Regions from separate parts of the Homo sapiens genome. Here region 2 is linked to region 1. Evidence: read pairs that join two places in POLR2A ChIA-PET (ENCODE). Cell type or tissue: PC-3. All regions are shown on one strand.

Evidence for each region. ChIA-PET counts read pairs that join two places held together with the same protein. Peaks named below come from ENCODE experiments on the same cell type or tissue, not always from the same donor. Only the 100,000 strongest peaks of a DNase experiment are listed, where the experiment ranks them.
Region 2: POLR2A ChIA-PET joins it to region 1 with 8 read pairs; 3 of 35 experiments call an interaction of 5 or more read pairs at or near these places.

The regions. Positions count from the first base shown.
Region 1 is chr5:10,266,525-10,269,024 of GRCh38, forward strand. No RefSeq gene overlaps it. Among named protein-coding and RNA genes, the nearest start is that of CCT5, 17 kb to the left of the region's middle. In PC-3, no CTCF peak of the experiment used is centred here; a DNase peak (open chromatin) is centred at 1,237; H3K27ac peaks cover 1,011 bases.
Region 2 is chr5:10,391,857-10,394,356 of GRCh38, forward strand. It overlaps MARCHF6 (membrane associated ring-CH-type finger 6), which reads left to right. Exons shown (of 26, transcript NM_005885.4): 8 at 2,226-2,287. Among named protein-coding and RNA genes, the nearest start is that of MIR10397, 9.3 kb to the right of the region's middle. In PC-3, no CTCF peak of the experiment used is centred here; no DNase peak of the experiment used is centred here.

The DNA of each region.
Region 1 (2,500 bases):
CATGTATTACTGCTGGTTCCCGATTTCTACACCTGCTAGATTCATTGGAGGTTTGTTAAATGTCCTGTTTTTAATTTCAGCCTACTCAATTTCTATGTGGGGGCAGTTCCAGGATGTCCTGTAGGTGCCAGATTTCATGGACGCTCAAGTCCCTGATAAAAATCGTGGTATTTGCATATAACATACATCCTCCTGTATACTTTAAATCATCTCTATTATTCATAATATCTAATATAAATGATATGTAAGTGTCATACTGTATTTAGGGAGTAATGACAAGAAAAAATCTACATGTTCAGTACAGATGCAATTTTTTTCTCTGAATGTTCTCAACCTGAGGTTGGTTGAATTCAGATGAGGGTCAACTCTGCAAGCAGCCGCTGTGAGGCACAAATGTCACAGGGAGGGCTAAGAGGCCCATCTCTCTGTTACATTGGACTGAATTTCTTGACTCTCATTTTCTTTCTCTAGGTGAAACAGCTCCAACAGATTGAGGGTTGGGGGGTGTGGCCAGAGGAAGGTGACACGGTAGTAACTGACTAATCAGTAATTTGTAAGCATGGAGAAGTTTCTCCAACCTAGGTGTTCCTTGCAGGCAGTCTTGGCAGAATGGGGTCATCTAAAAGCACCAGAAAAGTGGGGACCAAAGGCAAATGGCCGAGAAAGTGTTGAAGGGCAGGAAAAGTGGGGAAAACACGACAAGGTAGTAAAAATATAAATGTGTGTGCCCTATCACTGCTCTAAATGGTTTATGTACATTAAAACTGGTTTTCAAAGTCTGCTCCATGGATCCCTCGGGGTCCTGGGTCTTTCCAAGGGGCCTATGAGTCAAATGTATTTTCCTACACTGAAGTTACTGCCCTTTTCACTGTGTTGACTTTTGCACTGATGGTGCAAAAGCAGTGACCATTAAAACCACACCTTAGTGTGAGTCAGGTAGTGGCACCATACACTTTCAAAAAGAAAATCATCTTTTTGGCCAGGTGCAGTGGCTCGCACCTGTAATCCCAGCACTTTGGGAGGCTGAGGCAAGAGGAGTCGCTCTAGCCCAGGAGTCAGAGACCAGCCTGGGCAACATACACCCTGTCTCTACCAAAAATAAGTTAGTTGGGCCTGATGGCATGCTTATATGGTCCCAGCTACTTGGGAGGCTGAAGTGGGAAGATCCTTTTGAGCCCAGGAGGTTGAGGGTGCAGTGAGCCATGGTCACACCACTGCAATCCAGCCTGGATGACAGAGCGAGACTCTTTCTCAATAATAAAGTATGAATCTTTGACATTGCATAATGAAATGTGTCAACAACCGGAAGATCTGCTCACTAGACCAATATTTGCCAAATATGCATATGATGTTACAGCATCATGCATAGGTACCAGACCTTTTCAAGATGCAAGATGGACCAGTGTGACAGAAGAAAGTGTATTCAGTCTATCACTTGTTGGGTTTTGGTGCAATATCGAAGAATATCCAGTTTTGTGAAAGGCAATTAAAATACTTCTCCCTTGTCCAACTACATATCTGTGTGTGGCCAGATCTTCATATTCCAGAACATGCTGTGGCCAGACACAGTGGTTCATGCCTGTAACCCAAGCACTTTGGGAGGCTGAGGCAGGAGTATCGCTTGAGCCTAGGAGTTCGAGACCAGCCTGGGCAACAAAGTGAGACTCTGTCTCTACACAAAAAAAATTGTTTAATTAGCAGGGCATGGTGATGTGTGCCTGCAGTCTTACCTACTTGGGAAGCTGAGAAAGGAGGATCCCTCGAGCCCAGGGGGTTAAGCTGCAGTGAGCCATGACCATGCTGTTACTGGCGTTGAATCTGCACAGGTCTGCAACAGCCTCAATTCTCGCCTCCTCAGAAGAAAGAATTCGGCTGAGGGGCATAACGCAGGAGAGACCAAGGCAAGTTTTAGAGCAGGAGTGAAAGTTTGTTAGAAAGCTTTAGGCCAGGCGCGGTGGCTCACGCCTGTAATCCTAGCACTTTGGGAGGCCAAGGTGGGCAGATCACTTGAGGTCAGAAGTTTGAAACCAGCCTGGCCAACGTGGTGAAACCCCGTCTCTACTAAAAACACAAAAACATTAGCCGGGCATAGTGGCAGGAGCCTGTAACCCCAGCTACTCAGGAGGCTGAGGCAAGAGAATCGCTTGAACCAGGGAGGCGGAGGTTGCAGTGAGCCGAGATCACGTCACTACACCCCAGCCTGGGTGACACAGCAAGACTCCGTCTCAAAAACCAAAAATAAAAACAAAAAGCTTTAGAGCAGGAATGAAAGAAAAGTACACTTGGAAGAGGGCCAAGCGGGCAACGAGAGATCCAATGCAGGGTTGGGCCTTTCAACTTGGGGTTTTATATGTTGGCGTACTTCCAGGGTCTTGGGTTACTTCTCCCGATTACACCCCAGGCATGGGCTGTCGCATACACAGTGGCCTGCCAGCACTTGGGAGAGGAGCAGGGCAGTGTGTTTACTGGAGTTCTACACATGCTCACTTGAGGCCTTCTT
Region 2 (2,500 bases), 130 kb after region 1:
TTTATTTTGGCAAACTGGCATTTATGGATGTACATATGCATAAATATGTTTTTTTCTATGAAACAGGGCATGTTTTGTGTTTTAAAATCCTTTTTACACAGGCCTTTTTTTTTTTTTTGGGAGACTGAGTCTCGCTCTGTCGCCCAGGCTGGAGTGCAGTGGCGCTATCTCGGCTCACTGCAAGCTCCGCCTCCTGGGTTCACGCCATTCTCCGGCCTCAGCCTCCCGAGTAGCTGGGACAACAGGCGCTCGCCACCACGCCCGGCTAATATTTTGTATTTTTAGTAGAGACGGGGTTTCACCGTGTTACCAGTATGGTCTCGATCTCCTGACCTTGTGAGCCGCCCATCTCGGCCTCCAAAGTGCTGGGATTACAGGCGTGAGCCACTGCGCCCGGCCTACACAGGACTTTTTTAATAGGATAGATAGGAAGAAACTATTTTTTAAGTTGGATTAGGTACTACTTTTTTTAAATAAAGGACTTTGATACAGATTCACCTCATTCATTTGCTTCTCTCTTTCCATGTCCCTTGAGTCAGTGCAATTTCTAAGATTGAAAAAGAATCTTGAAGTTTATACTGCAGACAAGATGCCATCTAAATAAATCAACGTCTCGTTTTCTAGCAGTGTAAACTCTAGAATGTAAAATAAGATCCAAGACAGGAGATGGGTAGATCACCTGAGGTCAGGAGTTTGAGACCAGCTTGGCCAACATGGTGAAACCCCATCTCTCCTAAAAATACAAAAATTAGCTGGGTGTGGTGGCGCACGCCTGTAATCCCATCTACTTGGGAGGCTGAGATAGGAGAATCACTTGAACCCAGGAGGCAGAGGTTGCAGGGAGCTGAGATCATGCCACTGCACTCCAGCCTGGGTGACACAGCAAGATTCCGTCTCAAGAAAAAAAAAAAAAGATCCAAGACAGGGTCTACCAGTCAGCTGTTGGTCACTCACTTCCCCTCCTCCCTCCCACCACAGTTTTCCTGTCAAGCTTTGCACTATCTCTAGTTCTACTTGGCAGCCTGATATTTTTGTGTCTCTTTGTGTCACGTACTCTGTTAGACACTGAGCATATAACTGTGACCAAAACATTAGGCTGCTGCATTCCTGGAGTTTCTGGTTTAGTGAAAAAGTAGGAAATACACGTCATGATGAGTGTTGTGCGGGTTGCTCTGAGGATGCTGTTGGGGAGAGACCTATTAATTTACCTTTTTTTTTGAGACAAGGTTTTGCCTTTGAGCCAAGGTCACCTGGGAGGGAGTACAGTGGCAGGAACACAGCTCACTGCAGCCTTGACCTTTTGGGCTCAAGTGATCCTCCCACCTCAGCTCCCCAAGTAGCTGGGACCACAGATGTGTGCCATCATGCCCAGCTAATTTAGTTTTTGTTTTTGTTTTCTTGGTAGAGATGGGTTCTCCCTGTTGTCCTGGCTGGTCTTGAACTCCTGGGCTCAAGTGATCCTCCTGCCTCAGCCTCCCAAAGTGCTGAGATTATAGGCATGAGCCATTGTGCCCAGCCTAGACCTATTTTGAATAAGGTTTTCCAGGTAGCTCAGAGTACCTGGTATTTGAGCTGAGACCTCTGAAGGATGAGAAAAAGCGACTTGTGTAATGGTAACAGGGGGCCTTTGCAGGGGGAGGTCAGAGGCTCTGAGAATACAGCCTGCTGCTACCCTTGAGTCTGGCCGTTATTTCTCTCTCTTGATCTAATACAGTAGCTCCTAACTATTCTTTCTCCTTCCGTTCTTGCTCCACATAGTTCATATTACTCTGCTGCCTTTAAATCTTTTAGTAGTTTTCCCATTACTAAAGAATAAAATCCAGACTCCACATTCCTCTTGTATGATCTGATTTCTGTCTTTCTACTACCCATATCATTAGTCAGAATGTCCTTAGTTCCCTGGCTTCCTTACTTTTCTCAAATCTGCCAGATTCTTTCCTGGCTTAGAGCTATTGAATTCCTCTCTTTCAGATAACCTTATTTATTCCTTTTCTAGCATTTATCTCAATCTAGGATTACCTTACTTTATATGTATTATTTATTTATATGTATGTTTTTATTCTTATTTGTTCCCTGACAAGCAAATACTCAGTATGGAAATGTGGCTTAGCTTCTCAACAACAGCTTACAAAGTACTAAATTTTACTATTTTTAGTGCATTCTATTTTTTTTATTATTTATTATTTTTACTTCAAGTAATCTTTAAATTGCAATTATATTTTCAGATGACATGAATTGGAATGCTTTAGAATGGGACCGAGCTGCTGAAGAGCTTACATGGGAAAGAGTAAGACCTTTTTCTGTCAAGTATCCTGGTGTTTTAATCCTAAAATATATTTTAAACTTTGGTGTATTTAGATGTATACACTAATGTTATCGTTACAGTTGATGAAAAGTTACTAGAATTTTCATTCCTAGTGAAAGTTAAGTGATATATTGTTTATGGTCAAAATATTGTGATGTTGGTGGCTTTTTTTGGTCTTACAAAATCTTGCTCCAT